3 separate regions of the Homo sapiens genome follow, and all the other regions are linked to region 1. Evidence: chromatin loops called from intact Hi-C (ENCODE). Cell type or tissue: PC-3. All regions are shown on one strand.

The links. Hi-C counts contacts between places; a loop is a spot of excess contacts. Peaks named below come from ENCODE experiments on the same cell type or tissue, not always from the same donor. Only the 100,000 strongest peaks of a DNase experiment are listed, where the experiment ranks them.
Region 2: a loop joins it to region 1, with 4 times the contacts of the local background. A loop is called at or near these places in 2 of 110 quality-filtered maps.
Region 3: a loop joins it to region 1, with 4 times the contacts of the local background. A loop is called at or near these places in 2 of 110 quality-filtered maps.

What each region holds. Positions count from the first base shown.
Region 1 is chr4:187,474,830-187,482,829 of GRCh38, reverse strand. All of the region lies in intron 1 of LOC339975 (a long non-coding RNA gene), which reads left to right. Among named protein-coding and RNA genes, the nearest start is that of LINC02515, 70 kb to the right of the region's middle. In PC-3, no CTCF peak of the experiment used is centred here; DNase peaks (open chromatin) are centred at 1,869, 2,229 and 3,829; H3K4me3 peaks cover 2,137 bases; H3K27ac peaks cover 4,825 bases.
Region 2 is chr4:187,218,568-187,226,567 of GRCh38, reverse strand. It overlaps LOC107986335 (a long non-coding RNA gene), which reads left to right. Exons shown (of 2, transcript XR_007058508.1): 2 at 1-2,587. Among named protein-coding and RNA genes, the nearest start is that of LINC02374, 21 kb to the right of the region's middle. In PC-3, no CTCF peak of the experiment used is centred here; no DNase peak of the experiment used is centred here.
Region 3 is chr4:187,598,510-187,606,509 of GRCh38, reverse strand. The region is part of intron 2 of LINC02492 (long intergenic non-protein coding RNA 2492); the gene reads left to right. The region is part of intron 1 of LOC105377604 (a long non-coding RNA gene); the gene reads left to right. Among named protein-coding and RNA genes, the nearest start is that of LINC02492, 70 kb to the left of the region's middle. RefSeq lists an enhancer at 3,277-4,476. In PC-3, no CTCF peak of the experiment used is centred here; a DNase peak (open chromatin) is centred at 4,039; H3K4me3 peaks cover 575 bases; H3K27ac peaks cover 867 bases.

The sequences.
Region 1 (8,000 bases):
CTTTGAGTTTTGTTCTTCCTTTTTTCTTCTTCTAGAGAATACTGATAAAGTAGTCCAAAAAATAACTTGAAACCTACAAAAATTAATGTTCTGGTACATATCCTAGCATATAAAGTAATAATTATTTTGATGGGACTAACATGTGAAAAGAAATAAACATACATTGTTATGTATTCAGAAAAATGCCCATGTTCATCTTCTATTAAAAATGCTATCTTTAAAAAAGAAAATAAAAGATGCCTCATTAGTCTTTATTTTTTTGAGTACTTACTCTGGCCCACATCTCTATTATTTGCATGTTTTTCATTGCCTCAGTTAAGTTTTATGCCATCCTTTAGGCATATTAAAAGTAAAACGGAGGCCCGGCATGGTGGCTCACGCCACGCCTGTAATCTCGGCACTTTTGGAGGCCGAGGAGGGTGGAACAACTGAGATCAGGAGTTCAAGACCAGTTTGGCTGACATGGTGAAATCCTGTCTCTACTAAAAATACAAAAAAATTAGCTGAGCATGGTGGCGGGTGCCTGTAATCCCAGCTACTTGGGAGGCCGAGGCAGGAGAATCGCTTGAACTCAGGAAGTGGAGGTTGCAATGAGCCGTGACTTCACCACTGCACTCCAGCCTGGGCAACAAGAGTGAAACTCCGTCTCAAAAAAAAAAAAAAAAAAAAAAAAAAAGAAAAGAAAAAAAAAAAAGTAAACAGCACACAAGAACATTTTGGAGAATTTATTTGAGCAAACAGCAATTAATGAATCAGGAAGCTCCAAACCACAACTGGGTTAGGATGAGCACAGAATAAAGGAAAAAAAATTGATTGTTTGCAGTTATACAGTTTTCCTTATGTGGTCTATTTTATTGGAAAGTCCCTGCTTCTATAATTATAAGTTAGTTGGCTGCTTCATATTGATTGGGCTTGAATTCCGTTTTTATTTAATATAGGCGTTTACAAGAAATAGCTCAAGTTAACTTTCACTTCTGTTTGCCGATCAAGCAGGGTTAGGGTCACTGATGAGGCCTCACTGGCTATGTCTGCTCAAGGGTTGTTCAGGCCTAGCCTCCATATTAATTTGCCTTAATAGGCAGGACTTTTCTTTTGAGGGAAGAGGCTTTTGGAGGAAAGGGTCCACTGAAGACGTAACCATGACAGGGGCATGTGATTTTCCAGACAGAGAAAGTGAGGAAAGAGTCTCAATGCAGCAGATTAAGGAAACTGAAACAAAGATTTTCCAAATGGAAAAGCAGAGATTTGAACGGAGCACTCTCTGGTGCCGAAGCCTTGTTGTCTCCACCAAGAACATCTTCATTGCTTGAGGAAGTGTTGTGCATATTCACCTTTACTTGTTCAATGCTAGTATAGCACCTGGTAGTTTCTCAATGCGTCCTGTGAATTTTACCTTTCAATTTTTTAATTAAAAAAATTTTTTTTTATGTATTTTTTGAGACGGAGTCTCGCTCTGTCGCCCAGGCTGGAGTGCGGTGGCGCGATCTCGGCTCTCTGCAAGCTCTGCCTCCCGGGTTCACGCCATTCTCCTGCCTCAGCCTCCCGAGTAGCTGAGACTACAGGCGCCGACCACGACGCCCGGCTAATTTTTTGTATTTTTAGTAGAGACGAGGTTTCACCGTGTTAGCCAGGATGGTCTTAGCCAGGATGGTCTCGATTTCCTGACCTCGTGATCCACCCACCTTGGCCTCCCAATTTTACCTTTTAAACATATATCCTTTACTCTCTCTGCTCCTTTTAAAACCCACTTCCGATGCATTAGGTCATTACCTCATGTGGACAGTTGAAATAATCTGCAGAGTAGTTTTCCTGCCTCGTATTGTTACTTTCAGTCTATCCACTGTATGATTCATTCCCTGCTTCCTTCTCGACAATATTTCCGCAGATTACCACCCAAGCTTCACAACTGACCCATGAGGCTACTTAGTGTTGCCTGAACAGCCAATGCAAATTCTATGCTAATACTTCTCCATGACAATATCACTTTCTCTCTTTGCTGAAATGACCTTGTGTACACGAAAAAATACCTGACTTATCTTTTGAGACTCATTTCAAGGTTTCCTCCATGGCATTGTTTTGAATCTACCCAGAATCTGCAGCTCTGTTCTTTTTGCTAGTGTTCGGTCTTGTGTAAACACTGTTACAGCGGATGTTACAGTGTGTCCTAAAGGTCTGGACTTAGGTCTGTTTTCCCTACTAAGCTGGAAATTGCTGGAGGCAGGGACATCTTGGCATTGTATCCTTAGAACACATGCACTTGAGCTCAATAAATGTTATTAAGTGAATCATTTGTTGAACAAATGAATGGGTAATCTACTCTTGAGCAACAAGGTACTCACAAGTGCCAAAAAGACACTATTCTCTTATTAGAGGTTATAATCTGTGACAAAGAAGCTTTAGACAGTGCATGAATTCACAGAACCCGTCTCTTGGCATGCTGAGGATAGCAATGTGACACCAAGTGTCTTGGGAAATTTTGAGCAGGGTGACATACTAGCCTCTAGTACCACCTAGAAATGCATGCAGTTTACAACCACATTGTCTAAAATCAGCATCAAAACCCCAAGCATGAATATTGCTCAGTGGAATGGTATGGTTAGGTCAAAAATAAACGAAGTTTGCAAGGAAAAAAATCTAAAAATAATGGCCTGAAAAGTGATAACTCTTCTCTGTAAGATGTAATTGTTTCTGAAGGAATTGCTTACCTGAGTAATGTTATAATTAGCTCATCACAGTTAGGGAGAGCATTAGGGCCCCTTAATTCTAGCATCCCACCTAAGGCAGGACTTCCGGAGAGATGCCAGTCCAGATTCTACCTGAACACTTCCAGAAATGGGAGTCTCATCACTGGAGAGGGAAGCATCTCCTTATTCTGGAGGCAGCTCATTTAATTTTGGATTATTCAGGCTGAGATGAAATCTGCCTTCAATCCGTTGGCCCTGGTCGTTTTTCCAGAGCTACGCAGAACACATCAACTTGTTTTTCCGTGTGAAAACTTTTCATGTATTTGAAGACAGCTATCATTTCTGCCAAAAGCTTCTTTTCCATTAGATTAGAAACACTTCATTTCATGCAATAATTTCTTATGTGATATTCGTTTAAAGCCTTCAGCTCTCTCTGGCCATATTCCAAAGCACACACTTCAATATGTAACCAAATGTGGACACAATACTGCAAGTGTACCTAAGCATTGCAGACATGTCTCATCTTATGTGTATAATATACTTCTTTATCAAAATAAGATGTTTTTACTATATTCAATGAATAAATGGATCGAAATATTCTTAGCTAGGAATTGTTCTTGGATACAAAGGTAAGACAGTCTTTACTTCAAGAAGCCTACAACCTAACAAAATAAAAATACTCTCTCAATAAATTGTGATATTGTCTCAGCACTGTAATTGAGGTAGAGCAAGATATGATCACCAAGTAACTGACATATTAGGTTTTTACACAATGGAAGATCTCTGCTTATTTCAGACAACTTGATATTCATTAAGGATTCATTCCAGACCTGTGCCATTCGAAAATCTAAATGCTGCACCCTCTCCATATCTTTCCTAATTTCATGATGTTGATTTTGTTATAATTCCAGCATAGCAAGGTCTTTTAAACCTTTGTTCTGTCATCAGATATGTTCGTTTTCGATTCTTAGCTTTGTGTCTCCTCTGAGAGCCACAGGGAAGCTGGCTGCACTGTACATGAGCAAAATAGTTTGCGTTCAGCTTTCCCAGCAGAAATATGTGTTGGGGAATTTGGCTAATGGGAAGTGGTAAGGCATATATTTAGAAAAGACAGTTTATTTTACCCAAGACAAATATAGACCCTTGGAATTCTATCCACCATGACTCACAGACAGTGCAGAGTTTCAGCCCCGAAGGGCTGTGTGCTGTTGGCTGTTGGCACACAGTGAAGCCGGGGCCTGAGAAACAGAGAAAAGCACAGAAATGGCTGATGTTTTCAGGCCAGCTTTTGACACCAGACGCCAGATTGCAAGTTGAAACGTTCCCTTATCTCCAGCCCTGCAAGGTAGCTTATAATGTTCTTAAAATAATTAAGCTTCCTTTACGTCGTCTCTGCTTGAATTGCATTTAGCACCTTGCTGGAGAGGCCTTTCCTGACCACCCTGTATAAACAGTCCCAGCCCTGCCTCTGTGCTTGCTCTATCCTTGCCCTGCCCTGTTTCCCATGGCTCTTACCGCTGTGAGACTTACTACGTATTTCCTACTCGTAGACTGTTAGACTCCCTCCATCCCCATGTCCACATGCAGCAGAACATAAGCTCCGCAAAAGCATGGGCTTGGGTTTCCTGACTGTGAACAGGGCCTGGCACTAGCACGTGCTCCATTGGCACGTGCTCAATAAATATTTGTTGAATAAATGAATGAATCTGAAGTAAAATGACGGTAAATTATTGACGTACTTAGCTGGTAGAAGATTTAAAAAAATGACTATGGAAACAACCGAGAATGTCATGTTTATTTGATCGTTCCTAGAAAGATACGATTAATTATACAAAGAATTTTGAGCTTCTCTAAATAAAAGAGCGGTCTGTGTACTTTCAGTGTGTGCTGGTGTTATTTAGCATGTGAAGAAAAGAGCTTATGAAATAGTAATCATAGCTTCCCATTACCAGATACCGAGTAATGGAGTGGTGGCTTAGCATACCTTTTCCCATTGAGCATAGATTTTATTGTATATCTTATTTAGACAAAAGGGAGCTCAGAGGGCATCAGCCATTTACCAGTGGCCCACAGCTCAAAAGGGCCAGAGTCTAACTCCTCTCACCTTGCAACACTTACTAACAAGCAATAAGCAAAGAAACACATGTATCTTCCTTTTATGAAATGTCCCCGGGACACTCACCACCCTTGCTGGGGAATTTTATATCCAGGTGAGGCTTTCGTGCTACCTGCAGCTGATCAGAGTCCTGTACTTGGTATCACCACATAATCACGATGGCTCTGCCTACAAAAGTGACTACCAAAGTGACACCTGCATATTTTCTACTCCTTGCTTTGCTTTCAAATCGCATTTGCCAAGAAAATCAGGTAAAGCAATGTTTTTGAAGCAGTCAGCATTCTTTACATCTGAAAGAAGTTATGTTTCTTTCTCCCCCATTCATCACTCCCTCAACATAAGATTTTACAATCCAAATGAGAGAGCTGTATCAAGAAAAGGTTGCACTTCTCTCTTGCTGACAATTTTGTTAGGTAAGATAAACGACAGAGCTTGCTCTTCAGACCCTATCTGAATTCTAAAACTCTCGCAGAAGTAATTTTTGCCCAGGAGTTAACAGGAGGAAGTAAGGGGATTGCCCGTAAAGCAGATACATACTGGGAAGGAACAGCAAGCAGAAAAGTGCAGCCACAAAGGCCTTGTGCAGAGATGCTCTTACAGTTTCACCCACACAAAGTCGCCTATTGTAAGCCACGACTTTGGAGAGCTGAGCTTTGGGGAACAATTTGAGATCCTCTGGGTCTTGCACCTCTAGTGCATGCCATGGTTATTGATCCCACTGTCATACACTTGGCTGAAATGTACACGGTCTGCACCTGAATTTAGGCCATATGCCTCCTATTTGGGAAACTCCCCTTCCCTGTTCAAGCATCATGTTTTGCCTTTCAGCAGCACTTACACACAGAGATAAAATGGGTGAGAAGAAAGTAGGAAAAATTCAACACTCAGCAAAGACCACTCGAAGGTGCAATTCCTAACACACTTTCTGCAGCTTTGACCTTGGAGGTCTCTTTCCTATCAACGGTTCTGTGAAGGATGAGTCGGCTCTCAGGGCAGTTCCTGTGCCTCTTTCATCTCTTTCAGCAGACTTAAAAGTATCTGATTTAGGAAGTCTTAGGATTCCTCCCAAAAGGCATCTCAGGTTCTGATCTTAGTTATGACAAAGAAGAGATATAGGTTACTCTCCAACAAGAGTCCTAGTCAGGGTTAATGCACTTGAAGCGTTTATAACAAGAGATGTTGAACTTACATATAGATAAGAGAATAAAAAACAGCAACAAAGGACTTTACAGGACTTCACCCTCACGTCTCAGACCAGTTTGGAGGCATCACACTTAGGAACAGGGTGGTTACCACTGCAAACTCATCAGTTTCTCCTTGTGTAAAAGCAGAAGGCATAGGAAAAGGTGTGCAGAAATCCTGCCTCCTAAAGGGCATTGCCATCTCAAAGGCTGTGTAATGGGCCACAGTCTTGCCTCAGGACCCCACAGCCTGGATCAATGAGCAGAATTGTGCCAGAGCACCCAGTTTCTCCCATGCAAGGTCAGTGGGAGAACATGTAGTCATAGGCACCTTTCTCCAAATACTATTCTCCTCCCTTTGCTGCAAGATTAATAATGATAATAACACATTTAGTGAAGAGACCACTTAAACATAGTAACTTTCAACCTCTTTATTCATAAAATAAAAACATTATTAAGTACCTATTGTATGTGGGAGGTTGCATGAACTTCTAGGAGAGGAACAAATGTAAAATTAACAGTTCCTTCTCACTTAAAAGCCCTAATTTGTGTGTGTGGTGGTGGCAGGGAGATGGGGGGAAGGCAGACGTAGAAACCAGAGTTGCCAGAATGATCTCTTATCCAATCATGTCATAGCCCATCTATACCTCTGAAAGTCCTCCCTGCACCCTCAATTTCCCCTGTGACAAGTCAAGCTCTTTGTCCTGGCAAGTGAGATCATCTATAGTCCATCTGGTCCTGCTGCCTCCCCACTTCACCTCCCCTTTCTCCTGCCTGGCATCCAGCACTCCCACACCAGCAGGCTGCCCAAACTTTCTGCAGCATTTCACAGTGTTTTTCATCTCTGTTACCCCTTTCATCTAGAATGCCCTCCTCATTTATCTTGACTACCTATGTGGTTTTTTTTTGTTTTTTTTTTGATGGAGTCTCGCTCTGTCACCCAGGCTGTAGTGCAATGGTGCGATCTTGGCTCACTGCAACTTCCACCTCCTGGGTTCAAGCAATTCTCCTGCCTCAGCCTACTGAGTAGCTGGGATTACAGGCGCCTGCCACCACGCCTGGCTAATTTTTGTATATTTAGTAGAGACGGGGTTTCATTATGTTGGCCGGGATGGTCTTGATCTCCTGACCTCGTGATCCGCCCACCTCGGCCTCCCAAAGTGCTGGGATTACAGGCATGAGCCACCGGGCCCGGCCTTCTATGTGTTTTTTAAAGACTCAACTATAGCCTCCTTCTAGAAGCCGTCTCTGAGTTTCCTACATAGTCTTGAGCACTTATTCTTCAAAACTCCCACTGAACTGTTACTTCTATGAGGGTTTAAAAGAAACCTATTGCAAGTGACTGTCTTTATGTTAGAGTGTGTGCCTCTTGAGGATGGACAGAGTCTATTGCCTCTGTTTTCTTAGCATGGGTCCCAGTGTCTCTTATCCCATATGCCTTAAAAATGTTAAGCAGATTACTAAATGAAAAAAAAAAAAAGAGAAGATGATAGAGAATATTTAACAAAGCACAGAAAAGGAATGCTAAACAGGAATGCAGGGGCAGGTGTTCAATGCCATTGGAAGAAGGGTGAGTGTATAATGTGTTGGTTGAAGCCTGAGTTGGAGAAGTGGACCTCAGCAGAGCCTTGAAGAATGGGTTGGATTCAGGAGGAGAGGAAAAGGTTTTCAGAATGAAGATGTAACTTGAAGGAAAGCAGAGTTGTCTGAAACATGCAACTGAATAAAGGCCTGCAAAATAGAAAGAGCTGTGTGAGATTATTTATGGAGAGCTAAGACTACGGTGAAAGGACCGTGGTCTTTACTTAGAAAGCTACAGGGAGCCATTGACAGTTTCTGAGGGAGAAAACTTCATAGTATAATGCTTGTTTTAGGAAGACCATTATTGCAGCATTGTGAAGGATGGTTTAAAAGTCAGTGTTTTAGAAAGCCAGGGAAGAAAGTATTTCAAAAAGAATGTTGCCACTGTGAAGTTGGATGAGAACTGAGAACAGGTCTCTTGTTGGCATAGGTAAGGTA
Region 2 (8,000 bases), 260 kb after region 1:
CCATTTGTTTATTTTGTTTTTGTTACCAGAATTAAAATCAGGATCCAAAGAGATATTGACATTCTCATGTCTGTTGCAGCGCTATTAATAACCAAGATGTAGAAACAACTAAAGGTCCATCCACAAATGAATAGATAGAGAAAATGTGGTGCACACATACAATGGAATGCTAGTCAGCCTTTACAAAGGAGTAAATTCTGCAATATGTCACAACATGAATGAACTTTGAGGACGTTATGTTAAATGGAATAAGCCAGTCACAGAAAGATGAATACTGCAGGGTTCCAATTACATGAGGTATCTCGAACAGTCAAATTTATAGGATCAAACAGTGGAATGGTGGTTGTCAGGGCAGGGGAAAGGGAAAATAGAGTTACCAATCAGTTAAGCAAGATGAATAAGCTTCAGAGATCAGCTACACAACACTGTCTTTATAATCAACAATAATATGCTATACACTTAAAATTTGTTAACAGGGTAGAACTTATTTATGTTATGTGTTCTTACCACAAGAAAATAAAACTTTTTTTTTCTTTTGAGATGGAGTCTCACTCAGTCGCCCAGGCTGGAGTGCAGTGGTGCAATCTTGGCTCACTGCAACCTCTACCTCCCAGGTTCAAGCGATTCTCACGCCTCAGCCTCCCAAGTAGCTGGTACTACAGGCAGGTACCACCACACCTAGCTAATTTTTTGCATTTTTAGTAGAGGTGGGGTTTCACCGTGTTAGCCAGGATGGTCTCAATCTCCTGACCTTGTGATCCACCAACCTCGGCCTCCCAAAGTGCTGGGATTACAGGCGTAAGCCACTGTGCCCAGCCAAAACTTTTTAGAAAGTATGAAAAATCACACTTTTGTAAAGTGCGGGAAAATCTTTTGTTAAGAAAATATGGCTAAGGGGATAAATGATGTTTGCAATTGTGTACAATGCTCTAGGAGTTGAAGTTTGCGAAGAAACCAATTTTTTCAAATAAGCATTTAATTTATTCATTCAATAATTCTAATTATGTACCTGGCCGTGTTTTAAGTATTAGATGCAGGAATGAAATGACAGATTAAGTATCTTTATTGCATCATGTATTTAAAAGGTGGGAGACAGAAAATAAAGATGTAAACAAATACATATGGCCATTTCTCATGTTAGTAATTGCTATGATGTGATTAAAGCTCAGTAGTTGGATAGAGTGTTTCTAAAGGAGGAGTGGTCAGGAAAGGCTTCTATGAGGACCGAGTGAAGAGAAGCAGAGAGTCAAGTGCAAACCGAGGGGAGATTATTCCAGGTACAGAAATGAGTAAGTGCAAAGGCACAGTGAGCTCAGCAGGTCCTCGGGACAGGAACCGGGAAGAAGTGATGGGGGCAGACAGAGGCACAAAGCAGGCCAAGGTCTGGCAGATGGCACAGGGAATGTTTTTATTCTAACTTCACAAAGAAGTCGTTAGAAGGTAAAAACCTTTCTCCACTCTAAGTGGAGGGTGAAGCTCTAATCTGCTTTTAAAGATCAGGGAAGTTGCTGTTGAAAAGATTTAGTGGGCTCTATTAGTAACACAAAGTCTAGGCTTGATACTCTGAGATTCCGAAACAGATATCCAGTTGTGTAAGAGTTATGATGAATAAGAGAGAAACTTATTTATGTTACATTTTAAAAATTCACACCAAAATAAAAGACAACTTAGAAAACACGGATAGTAGACTTAACAGGAACTCCAATTAATGAATATTTAAATAGCCAATGAATATATTAAAATATGCTGCTAATATAAATATGCTGACTAATGTCATTGGTCAACAAGGGAATGCCCATTAAAAATCACAGTCAATTCCACTTCGTCCCTACCAGAACTGCTAAAAGCAAACTAATCCACAGCAGTAAAAATCCTCTTTAAGTATGTGGAGCAACTAGAACTGTCACAGACTGCTGGTGGGGCTGAAGCCGCTCGAGAAGTCTGCTTGGTACTATCTGCCAAAGGGGTGCTGGGCTGGCTGACCAGCTTGCGAGATGCACCACTGGTTGCTTGAAATTGGCAAAGGTGAAAAGATTTGCACCTCAGAAATTGGCAAGTGCTGTAAATCAGAGTGCTTTTTCTTCTTTTTTCTCAGACTCTGGTTGTTAAACACCATCAGCATCCAGCATCCTCATACTCCTAGCTGGGTCATCTATGATCCAGGCATTTCTATCTTTGGTAAAGTATGGAATATTCATAAAATGGAATATCATACAGCAATGAGAATAAAGTAATAACAGGCAGCATCATGGCTGGGTCTCAGAAACGTAATGCTGGGGCACAATAAGCCAGAAATGAAGGGCTTATAATTGTGTGAAGTTCAAAGTTAGCCTAAACAAACCTGTAGTTTAGGCTAACCACAGAAGTGTGGTATTATAAATCGGAATAGGTGAAATGCTCCCTGGGGAGATGGTAGTGACTGGTAGGAGGGATGAGTTCTGACAGTGCTGTCTTCCTGGATATGTGTGCTGGTTGCATAGGTGTGCTCAATTCGTAAAAATTTACAAAACTGTGCTCTTAGGCTTTGGACAGTTTTTCTATGTATGTATGTTACACTTTAATAAAACAGTAAATATTCGCCAATCAATAGATAGTAAATTTTATTCATTCAGAAGAGAGTAATTTAAAGAAATTCAAGTAACGCATGTCTAGAAAATGGTCACCTGTATATTTTTACAGGTAGAGGAACTAATTTTCTTTAAAATCTCTTGGAGAGATATTTAACAATTTCATATGATTGATGTGGAAAAAATAATTTATATTTCATCCTTAAATATTGGTTATTTTTAAATGTTCTTTAACTTGGGTAATAAAACTTACATTATATTTGATTGTACTTAGATGAGCCTAGAAAAGGAAAACTCCTAGAGCTCTAGTTTTCGCATTTAGTGTGTATAAGAATCAACTGGAGAATTTGTTATAAATTCATACATCTGCAGCTCCACCACGGAAACAAATCCAATAGGTTGGTCATAACCTCGGAATCAACTCTGAAATCATCACCTCACATGACCTAAAGCAAGCGAATGCATGGAGAATAGCTGTGAAAAACTGATCTAGGTGCTAAAAACCTACCCCCGGGGCTAAGACAGATAGATGATGAGATAGATAAATAGATAGATCAATAGATCAATAGATAGATCTGGTGGATAATTTCCAGTGGATAATGGTCCCAGTTAAGACAGTATAGAGTCACTGTACAGATTTAGTTCATACTTAGAATCTTAAATATTTAGATAATAATGAAAAATGATCAATTCTCAGACTTTAAAAATGGTGCGTTTAAATGTCTACACAATTGAAATTATCCCATCATAAAAAGAATTATTAAAATAATATATTGCCATGTAAATTTGGAAAGATATGTTATGATGGAAGCAAAAATAAAACAATTACCAGAATATTAGTAGATACAAATGGAGATGTGTACATTGTTAGGGATATACATTTTGGGTTAAATAACTCATTTTCAGCTGGCAAAATACTCCCTTAAAAATGGTAAATTACAGCTAGAGACACAAGGAGTTTTTGCAACTTTGGTGGGGCGATCTGTTCCCTCAGTTTACTTTTGCTATATGACTGCTTTCTTAAGGCACCATGGAGCTGTAGGCAATTCTGTTTAAATAAAGCCTGGGTTGGTAGGGGAACAAGTGCAATACTAAGAACACACATCATCAAAGGAAAAATAGCCAATGAATATTTATATATATTAAAATTAAAATAATTTCTATAAATGATAGTGAGGACACACATAAATGACAAGATATATAACAATATAACTGATAAAAGCTTGATCTCACACACGTGCATACAAGTATACAAAGTTACAGGCCTTCTCCTGCTGAGCAAATGATCATTATAAATTAAAAGCTCACCTATAAGGAAATAGAAATCATAAGCCATATGCTGAAAAAAAATGTACAGAAACAAAAATAAAAACAATTTTGTTTTTATTACATTTTGCAATTAAAACTTCAAAAATAAATTTCAGTAACGCACAATGCTGCCTAAGCCTACAGCACTATGAACTGGCTCATTTCAACTTCAGAGCAACCTGGTCAAGTGCAACATCGTTGGTCAGAATCAGACTACATGGATAATATTATAATAATATAATATTTATAATAAAATCCTATATATAATTGTCAATTCTGTTAGTAGATGGAAGCATAAATATTACCATGAATTGCAAAAGTCAAAATAAAAATGTATGTTTCAACACATTAAAAGTATAAAATACACAAACATGAATACTAGCAAAAATTAAAATAGAAATTTATAGGATGCAAATACCTTTTCTTTTCATGTGCACAAGTATTTTGTTTTTCTACAAAGTTTCATAAGTATCTAATGCAATAGATAATTAAAATTCCCTGACACACTCTTTATCAATAGAAGAGACTTAACGTTATGCGGGGAAGGGTTATCTTTACTTGCTGGTGTTGAGGAGCCCAGAATCAGCTCCCCATCACCTTCGTGTATCCATTTCCCTGTGGATGGCAATTGCTCAGAGTAATATTGACCTCTTGTCTTCCTGAGATCCCAATCTAAAATCTAGGGGAATAAGATCATAAGACACATTTCAGCATTTCCTTAATGAAGGATTTTTCATTAATCATGACAATTGTTATTAAAACAACTAATGACACTGAACATGGAAAACTGTCCACTATGGCCCAGATTTGGGGTAACACCCGGCTAACTTCTCTGGATGCTGTCCCCTTGCCTCGGCCATACCTAACTCACCTCCCCACTTAGCTGTTGGTTATTCTTAAGTTCTAAAGGATGGGATGCAGGCTATACTCTAACAAATAAAACTATTTGTTCCTGGTTGGGCTTCTGCCCTCAAATCCTATCTGGTCACCAAATGTTGGTTGAACTGGTTGACTGTGAAAGCCTCAAGCATTCTACTTGTCCTTTCTGTTAAGGCCTAAACCAGAACTGAAGAGACCAGGCCCTTGCATCACAGTACCTGATCCCAATCTGACTTTTCTAAATTCTCTGCTAAGAAAAGGGGCCTCAAAAGCAAACGAAAGGGGAAAAGAATGAATCATTTCAGACATACTTTTTGAATAATTTCATCGCCGAAGACCCGGCACCTCCTGGAGGCGGGGCTAAAATGGAGCACTGTGCAGTAAACTTGCAAGCTATGTTGTCAGCAGGTCAGGATTCTCCCTGCAGCTGGATTCGTTGGCAAAATATAGTCAACATTTGTCAGTCTGAAAATTATTTTCCAATAATTGTATAATAATATCTAGTGAGTAGTCTAGCAGCATCTCTAAGTTTTTTTTCCTAAGTATTTTATCTTCACCGTTTTTTTTTTTCTTTTTTGAGACAGAGTCTCACTCTGTCACCCAGGCTGCAGTTCCGTGGCGTCATCTCGGCTCACTGCAACTTCCGCCTCCCGGGTTCAAGCAATTCTCCTGCCTCAGCCTCCCGAGTAGCTGGGATTACAGACGCCCACCACCATGCCCGGCTACTTTTTTGTATTTTTAGTAGAGATGGGTTTCACCATGTTGGCCAGGCTGGTCTTGAACTCCTGACCTCAAGTGATCCGCCTGCCTTGGCCTCCCAAACTGCTGGGATACCAGGCGTGAGCCACCACACCTGGCCCATCCTTTTCTTGAACACAACAATTTTAAAGAGACTCTCACAGTGTCTTAACATACTTCAATTTATTAAGACATTTCTATTCTTAAATAGGAGAGGAAGGTAAAAATCAATTTGTGGAATATCTGATTGGGGACTGCATTAAGAGGAAAACTTTAAAATTCTTGTGCAAATAACATTTGCATAAAATTTTTAAAAATATTGTCACTTTTTTCAGACCATTATATTGTTCAGCTGCATAGTTTTTGTTACAACATAAAAATTAGTCAAAGCGGAGAGAAAGCTTAGAACTTGGAATGTAAGTTATGACTTTGTACTGAGAGTTTCTAAGAGAAATTAATTATGTCTCTCTTAATAGAGGGATAATAAGTCTACAGAAGATAGAGAGAAAGGGCTGTAAAATTTTTGATACTTGAGTAAGGTACCTTAATTCCCAAATGAGGAGCCAGTGACAAGTGCCATAAAATCATGGATAACCCAGTAATGATTTGGTGTGAGCTGGCTTTACTCAAGAAGGAGCAAATCAACATGAATAATAATTGAAGATTAGGGGAAATGTATTTAATCACACTTAACATAAAAAAAAATTTTGATCTAAATTATATATTATTCATTTAAATGTGCATTATTTAAATGTACTGGATAGTGATTCTAGTAGACACTAAATATAGTTCTTTCAAGTTTTTTTGTGTCTTAAAAGAGCAGAAAAAGGACATTGGTTTAAATCTCTCAGTTAATCATGCTTTTAGGAGGTCTGGATGTTAATATGAGAATAGCCCAGCTATATCCTTACACTTGGTAGAAAAATATGGAAATTTGAACTATAATTCCCAAAAGATTTAAAAAAGTCCTTGAGATGTAGCCAGCAAAGTACACAAAGATATTTTTTAATGGTCACTAATTTTGTAATTCAATAAAGCACACATTATATCCTCATAACATAAAAGTACTTTACTGATGACATAAGCCATCTTTTTCAAGAAGTTATCTAAGATTCTTAATATCCCTTCTTTACAATATATATTTCATCTTCAGATTTTTTTTCTAAACAAAGTGCAGTGTATCTTAGAGTCTACAGAAAACACACTGGTATACAGTTTTCAAATCTGCACAAGAAACTGCAGGCAAACTAAAGTTCTAAGCTAATGAAATGCCTAGATACAGTCATTTGTTAAACTTTCAAAACAAAAATGCAAAAACAAATCGTAGCTATGCTTCAAAGCAATTAAATTACAAATGTTGTCCTGTTAATTTGTAGGAGTTTTTTGGGAATGTGGAGGTAGTTGGGTAGAAAAATTATTATTAGAACATTTGCTTTTGTTAACAGTATTTCTCTTTTATTCTGTTATATAGTGGATGATATACACAGTGGCAAAACAAAAGTAAATTGCTTAAAATATGTAATGAAAAATGTCACTATATCTTCCCATTTAACATTGTTTTTGTATATTGGGTGTAGATTTCTGACATCAAAACTTGGATCCTTAGAAAACAAAAGTTTTAATTAAAAAAATCCTTATGACTTACAATTTGCACAATAGTTCTTTTGTTGTACTTTATATCTTATTTACAATAAAGAATTTCCTTTGGTTAAAAAAAAAAAAGATATTTTTTAAATGTCAGTGTAAATACATCCAAACTGTCTTTATAGATTTCCAGCAAGATCCGTTTACAGTTTAAATAATAGTGTCCTTTCCAAAAATCTGTTATAACTTCTGAAGTTTGTAAATACATTTCAAAGTTGTACTGAACTGCTCACAAAGGACTAATTAATTACCGAGAACATGGTCTTTACGGCCAAGCTACTCCGCGTTCATCTCGCGGCAGCCACTTGCCACTTGGTAACTCTAGACAACTACGGGAAGCCCACAAATACTAGCCGTTGTGACGATCATCCTTTATCTTGAAAGCGGAGCTTCAGTCAGTCATATTTCACACTGTATGTCAGGGTGGATGGAGAAAGCTGACTGCATTCTTGAGCTTTTCCATCTCCGTTGTTTTCTTTACTGCGGCCAGAGATAAGTCGGAAATATGTTCCCTATGATTTTGAATTTACATTTTTAAGACTCTGTTTATTGGCCGGGCGCGGTGGCTCATGCCTGTAAACCCAGCACTTTGGGAGGCCGAGGTGGGCGGATCACTTGAGATCAGGAGTTCCAGACCAGCCTGGCCAACATGGTGAAATCCTGCCTTTACTAAAAATACAAAAATCTTAGCTGGGCATCCTGGTGCGCGCCTGTAGTCCCAGCTACTTGGGAGGCTGAGGCTCAAGAATCGCTTGAACCTGGGAGGCGGAGGTTGCAGTGAGCCGAGGTCGCGCCACTGCACTCCAGCCTGGGTGACAGAGTGAGACTGCGTCTCAGACAAACAAGACTGTTTATTATTGCCAA
Region 3 (8,000 bases), 120 kb before region 1:
CAAAGGACATGAGCAGACATTTCTTGAAAGAAGATATACACGTGGGCAACAAACATGAAAAAATGCTCAACATCATTATCATCAGAGAAATGCAAATCAAAACCTCAGTGAGATACCATATCATATCAGAGGAATGGCTATTATTAAAAGGTAAAAAAACAACAGATGCTGGTCAGGCTACGGAGAAAAGGGGACGCTTATACACTGCTGGTGGGAATGTAAATTAGCTCAGCCATTGTGGAAAGCCGTTTGAAGATTTCTCAAAAAACTTAAAACAGAATTAGCATTTGACCCAGCAAACCCATTACTGTGTGTATATCCAAAGGAAAATAGATTATTGTACCAAAAAGATATATGCACGCGTATGTTCATTGCAGCACTGTTCACGATAGCAAAGACATGAAATCAACCTAAGGTGACCATCAGTGGTGGACTGGTTAAAGCAAATGTGGTACATATACACTATGGAACACTATGCAGCCATAAAAAGGGTAAAATTATGTCCTTCACAGCAACATGGATGTAGCTGGAATCCGTAATCCTAATTGAATTAATGCAGAAACAGAAAACCAAATACATCATGTTCTCACTTACCAGTGGGAACTAAACATTAACCACATATGGACATAAACATGGGAAAAATGGAGACACTGCAGACTACTAGAGGTGGTAGGGAGAGAGCAGGCAAGGGCTGAAAAACCGCCTATTGGGTACTATGCTCACCACCTGGGTGTAATATACTCATGTAACAAATCTGCACATGTAGTCCCTGTGTCTAAAGTAAAAGTTATTTTTTTTAAATGCAAAAATAGCAGACCATACCCAGAGTGAGTAAGAATTTTGGAGATGTTCTAGCCATTGGTTCAATCCCTTAATTTTACTTCTGGCACACTGAGAGCAGAGAAGAAAGATACACCATGCACATGGTCCAAAGAGAAACAAAGCCTGCCATTAGGTAAAGCTGGAAGGACAGGTTTTTTAATCCATAACGTACCATCGTAGTAGGAAAAAGTCCAGCATGAATTGAACTCAAGTTTTATTTGTGCAGAGGAGACTGGGCATTTTAAAGCAAGAGCGAGAGAAGAGAGCATGGGTGACGGGGGATCAGTCTGGTCAGAGAAGTGGAAAATTACAAAAAGCAGGAAATCGGGGATTGGTCCGTGTGAAACCCACATTGTTTTGTTAACTGGAGCTTGTCAAGATGAGGCCCTTACCCTCCCACAGAGGCTAGGAGATGGGAGCCCTCTCTCCAGGGGTTGGCTGGAGCAAACAGTAGACTCCTTGGGCAGCCTGCAGTGTCCTCAGGCAGGCACTGAAGCCGAGCCGGGGTCGGGGTCGTCCCTGGGGATGCAGCTTTCAACTGTGAGAAACGAACTTAGTGTTTGGAGGCCACTACAAACATGTCTGTATAGACCGAGGCCAAGGCCAGGGTAAGAATGGGCTCAGAGAAGCCTGGCTAAATTTCAAAGACAGAATCTTTGTCAACATTTATTAAAGCGAATGTGCACCTTTTGAATAAGACAGTCTGTCTTTTCACTTAACAAAAAAGTTTTGAATTCTAGACATTATACTGTATGAGAACCTCAGAAATATTTTGATTCTACCCTTTAGTAATCCATAATTATAGAAAACAAATTACTCAGGCAGACATGTTAGATATAGTCTCATCGATAGTAACCCTGAAAAGAAATATTAATTTATTCTAGAGGTTCAATAATACGTTTGAATTCCAGCCTCAAAAAAAAAAAAAAAACCATTGCAAAGGAAGATCCACATCTATATGAAAGCAGTAGTAATCTGAGAGTCAAGCATTGAATTTGCAAGTCAGGCAGAGATGACTTGCCTAGTAAATTTACAGAAAAAGAAAACCATAAGTAGCAGAATTGTTGAACGTAACTTCTGAAGAAATACTGTAAACGGCAGGAACTCCTGTGAAGTGGCTGGGGATGACCAGCTCTGTCTGTTGACAGGGGCTTACCAACAGGTGTACTGGGTATACTAGGAGGTTCTTAGAGAAGCAGCAACACATATTCACATACTAATATTGTTACTCAAAATCTGTAACTTTATTTCAGATGATTTACATCTAAGTGGTAAGAAAAAATAGCTTTAGGGTGGGAGGGATGCATGTTTTATGGTTTAATAATACAATTCTAGAAGTTTCACTTGTAGATTCTACTGCAGAACTTGCCTCTGGTACCTGATTTGTCAGTGTTATATGCTATCGGTATACTGAATCTACTGAGTTTATTACCTCTATCTTACTTTATACAGAAGGAAGGAAGGGAGGAAGAGAAGAGGGTGGGAAGGAGAGAGGGATAAAGGAAGGAAGGGAGGAAGAAGAGAAGGAAGGGAGAGAAGGGTAGGGGAGGGCAGAGGAGAGGAGGGGAGGAGAGGGGAGGAGAGCAGAGGGGAGGGGAGGAGGAGAGGGGAGGGGAGGAGAGGAGAAGGGAGGGGAGGAAGGGGGGGAGAGGGGAGGGGAGGAGAGGAGAGGAGGAGAGGAGAGGGGAGGGGAGGAGAGGAGAGGGGAGGGAAGGAGAGGAGAGGGGAGGAGAGGAGAGGAGAGGAGGAGAGGAGAGGGGAGGGGAGGAGAGGAGAGGGGAGGAGAGGAGAGGAGAGGGGAGGGGAGGAGAGGAGAGGAAAGGGAAAGAAAAGCACATTCTTTTCATTCCTGAATTTGTCAGTCTTTGCCCATCAAATTAACAGGTTACAGTACTATAAATAAAATTCCTTGATTCCATCCTTGCTTTAGACTAAAGTTGTATTATCATTGATGACTCCAATAGGAACACTTTATTACTAAGAAGCAAGAATAGCGCCTCTGCTTATGATTTTGAATTAACTCATTAGATACCCACATTTGCCCCATACTATGCACTTAGACACACTGATTCTACAATCAAAATCTTTCTCTATTGCTCCGATAATAAGCTACAAAACTCTGAAAACAGTGTGATATATTTTAGGCCTCTAAGCTGAAGCGTATACATCTAAAAGCTGACATATCTAGCTGAATGATTTATACATTCACTTTTCAGACTGGCTTTATGCCCAAGCAAGAGAGGGCCTGGATATGCCCAATGCCATGTGCAAAGCACTCATTTTAAACTAGCAAGTCATTATGAAGCATGTATATTTCTATTTCTCACTGTTCCAGCACTTTGTGTGGAAGGTTACCACAAAGATAGATCACATCAGAGAGTTTTAAGAAAGTATTTGGGGCCATTTAAAGTCAATGGCACGCTGCAGAATTATATGAGTTCCTGTGGGAGCCTGCTCTTCAGCAGCGAAGTTTGTGGTTTTTGCTAATTCTGGAAATAAATGGATGGCTCCTTTGGCATTTTTAGACATTCCCATCACATGAGGCAAGAACAGTTCAAATAGGACTTAACTAACAAGAAGAATAAGGAACAGCTAATTCTCCCTTTCTCCATAATTGTCCAGGAGAAACATGCTCTTTTCTATCTTTGAATTCAACTCACTGAACTCATAAATCATCAGAGCCGTCCCTAAATTGAAGAGTAAGCAAATTTCAAATGGTTGCTTTGCCAAAATTGTTCCATGCTGAGTGTGGCATCAAGAGCTTCAAAGTTCCCCTCTTTCTCCTCAAGTATTTAGCTGTAGGCACACCAGAAGACCTTGGCATGGTTTGCTGGCAGCCATACCAATGACAGCAAGACGGTAATTTTGTGGAAGGAACTGACTCTGTAACAGAAGAGCACACACATTGTTTAGTCCAAAAGGGAGCAGGTGGGAGCAGAGCACCCCAGGAAGTCTGTCTCCTTAATGGCAGGGAGTCGAGCTCCATAGTTGATAGACGCTGGTCAAGAGGCAGAAACAGGCAAAGGCAGGAAAGACGCACATGCATAGGCTAAAATCTCGCTAGGGTGTGCTGAGTGTGGGTGCGTGGCATTCTCGGAAAACAAAAGCAATACATATCTCCTCATCCCTTTTCCTTATTTGTGAGAAATCCTTACTCTGAGGAAGCAAATAGTGATGAGTTAATACTGGAAAACCGGGCAGCACACTTGGCAAATTATTATCACTTCCTTTGGTGTTCATGGTAATAACATTAATCATTAGAAATTCCTGCAGCGTGACATTATTTCCTCCTCTTTGATCTCAGAAGGAAATCTCAAGCAAACTGTCATTTGCCAAACGGACCAGTGAAGAGATTTTTTTTTTCTCTTCGTGGTTGTAAGTGATTTTAAAATGAAGACCCATTGTCAAATCTATGAAGAAAAAGTGAGGCATAGTCCAGGTTTGACTGGACTGGATTAAACCTAGATTCATGCCCTAATATTAGCGAAAGCAAACCATCATTCACATTTAGGTGTCAGTTCTGTCAAACAACAGTATATTGCACACAAATAACTTAGAATGTCTTTCAGCAGCTGACACATACAATCTTTCTTTTGTTTAACCATGGTTATAACTTTGTTTAAGTGCTCATTGCATTATTTTCCATATTATATTTACTATTAAGTCCAACAATATTCCTCTTTTTTCACTCCATATAATGTGCTCATAATAATAGGAGACAAAGCTGGAGGCATTAAAACTAGTTCACAGTGTTAGACAGTTTAAAGAATGCTAGTTTGAGAGTTAAAGACTAAAGCAGGAACTTGTAAAGTGACAGTTCCATGTCATGGTCTGTTTATTCAAATTAGCTCAATTTTAAGCATAGAGAATGTTGAGGTTTAAACTATCTTATTCTTTCAAAAGTGAATGCCTTTATCTTTCTTACACAGACTTCATAAATTTCATGATACCTTCACATAGAAAATACTTAGCCCAGTTTGATTATTGTTACTTTTCTTTAACAGCCGACTGCTACTGGGTCCTATAAATGCAGAGTGAAATGTTCTTATTATCATCTGGCTGTAATGTTGACTAAAGCACTTACATTTATATCATCTTCTGTGTTGATAGCACCTGTTGTCATTGTCAACAGAGAGGTATATATTGTTTACATTGATTTGGATTTTGTTTCTTTGTTTTTCATTTGTTAAGTAGCAAATCACTGACCGTTATGTTGCTTGGACACCCGCTTTTTTTTTATTTTTAGTGTCAAAGGATTTGGCTTTAGTTTTCAGACTTTACTCTGCTTCAATAAAGCATTTAATGACTATGTAAAATATGGACTAAAATATTGTACATTCATGGAGGTTTAACCACTGGATATTTATGCCTGTATTACCCTGATACAAATATTCAGCTGTATCTGAATAGTTAAAATGTCTTTTAGAATACCACGTGGGTTAGACAGAAGTTCACTATCAATAATTTAGAATATATGTAATCTTACATGCTGCCAAGAAGGAAGTAAAAATAAGTACATAATCTTTGAGAGGTCAGGATTCATTTTTTCTGTCGTGTATTCATTCATTAAAATGATCGAATATTCAATGTTACTCTCAGTATTGAAATTGGGAGCAAATGTAGTCCTTGCTTTCATGGAGCTTATAGTCTCTGGAGGTGATAGACTTTAACTAATTAATAACACTCAGATAATACAAATATGGCTTGTCCTGTGAAGAAAAACTCGAGGGAGTAGTGAGAGTGCAATGGAGTAGATTGAAGGCAGCAAAACTCTTCTGTGAAGAGGAGCAGTTTAGGTGGGAGCTGATGATGAGATCGCCATGATTAAATGGATTAGGCTTATGTTGATCCACAGCAAGAGAAACAGTGTTCCAGGCCAAGGAGCAAATCCTCACATGCACTGCGAGGAAGAGGAACACAAAGACATGGCTGGAGAGTGGGGATACTGATAGAAACATCGACTCTGACTTTAGTTTTTAGAACAGTTTTAGGTTCATAAAAAAATTAGGAAGATGGTACAGATAGTTCCCATACACCCAAGCCAGTTCCCACTATCATTAACAGCTTATATTAGCATGGTACCTTTGCATAATTAATGAACTAATATTATAAATATCTTATGAACTGAAGCCCATAGCTTATTCAGACTTCCTTAGGTTTTTTTTGTTTTTAACTTAGTCGCACTCAGTTCCCCAGGCTGGAGTGCAGTGGCATGATCTTGGCTCACTGCAACCTCCACCTCCCAGGTTCAAGAGATTCTCCTGCCTCAGCCTCCTGAGTAACTGGGATTACAGGCATGCACCACTACACCTGGCTAATTTTTGTATTTTTAGCAGAGAAGGGGTTTCACCATGTTGGCCAGGCTGGTCTCGAACTCCTGACCTCAGGTGATCCACCAGCCTTGGCCTCCCACAGTGCTGGGATTACAGGAGTGAGCCACTGTGCCTGGCCCAGACTTCCTTAGTTTCTACCCAACATCAGCTTTAGGTTCCGGAATCCTATGGGACACCATGTTACATTTAGTGGCCGTGACTCCTCAGGCTCCTCTTGGCTGTCATAGTTTCTCAGACTTCCTGTGTTTTTGATGACCCCAACAATTTTGAGAAGTCCTCTTTTGTAGGTTGCCCTCTGTTGGAAATTTTCTGACTTTTTTTCCCCTCATGATTAGACTAGATTTGTGTCTTTTGTAGAGGAAAATCACAAAGCTAAGCCGCCATTTTCATTGCATCATATCGTGGGCAAGCACTGTCAGCATGATTTGTGACTGTTGGTTCTGACTTCGACTTGAATCACCTGGCTGAGGTCGTGTTTTCTTCCCTGTAAAGTGGCTCCTCCGCTGCCTCGCCCTGCACTTTCCAGAATCTACCCCTTGGAAGGGAGTCTGTATGTGTAGCTCACACTTAGGGATTAGGAGTTATGCTCCAATCCCTCAAGGCTGGAGTAGCTTCCTTAAAGGCAAAACAGTGGCATAAGTTATTAGAAATGATTTGGCAGGGGATTTGATTTGACTCCCCGATTTATTCATTTATTCAATCATTCTTTATATCAGTGTAGACTCGTGGATTTTTTTTTTTTTTTTTGAGACAGGGTCTTGCTCTGTTGCCAGGCTGTAGTGCAGTGGTGCTATCTGGGCTCACTGCAACTTCTGTCTCTTGGGTTCAAGCGATTCTCCTGCCTCAGCCTCCTGAGTAGCTGGGATTACAGGCACGCGCCGCCACGCCCAGCTTATTTTTGTATTTTAGTAGAAATGGGGTTTCACCATGTTGGCCAAGATGGTGTCGATCTCCTGACCTTGTAATCCACCCATCTTGGCCTTCCAAAGTGGTGGGATTACAGGTGTGAGCCACTGCACCAGGCCATGGATATTTCTTTTATAGTTTGGATTATAATCCAACACGACTTATTTTGTGGCTCAAATCGTTCCAGCTTTGGCCATTGGGAGCGCTTTCAGTTGGCTTTGTGCCCCCTTCACACACCCTCATGATGTGAGGTTTTCTGTGGGGAGGAGGGTGCACGCCCTGCTTTCTGTGACTACTGGATGCTCCAGGCTCATCCTGTATACACCTGGCCTTGGTGTTAGTATCAGCCCTCTCTACAAGAAGACTTGGTTTGTTTTATTGGAGGAGGTAGTCAATGCAAGATCTAGGTGTGTTCATTGATACGAGGGTGCCATTTGTTTTAGATCTTCTCAGCTGATAGAGCAAAGAAATAGATGTGTGTATCCTAACGCATGTATATACATACATCTATAAATATTTCCATAGGTGGCCATCTGTATCTATATTAAGCTAAATGTGAGCTTATACTGATGTCTCCAATTCAAATATGCTAACAAAGGCATCATTCTAGCCTCCTTCTCTTATCTGTAAATTCTAACCAAAAAATAACCTGGCTTTTCCAACCCACCTTCATTTATATACCTATTCATGTTTAGCTTTGTATGAGTTTGCCAAACTCTAAAGTGGCTGTATCTTTTTTGTTCCCACCAAAAATGAATGAGAGCTCCCTTTGCTCTGTATCCTCATAAGCATTGGTCACGTGAGTTGCTTATATTTCAGCCATTCGAATAGTTGTATAAAGGTGTCATATCACTGAACAGCTACATAAACGATGGTGGGTGAGAGAAGCCAGGTTCTTACAGTTAGACTGAGAATTTACAGAGAAGTAAGGGGAGGGCT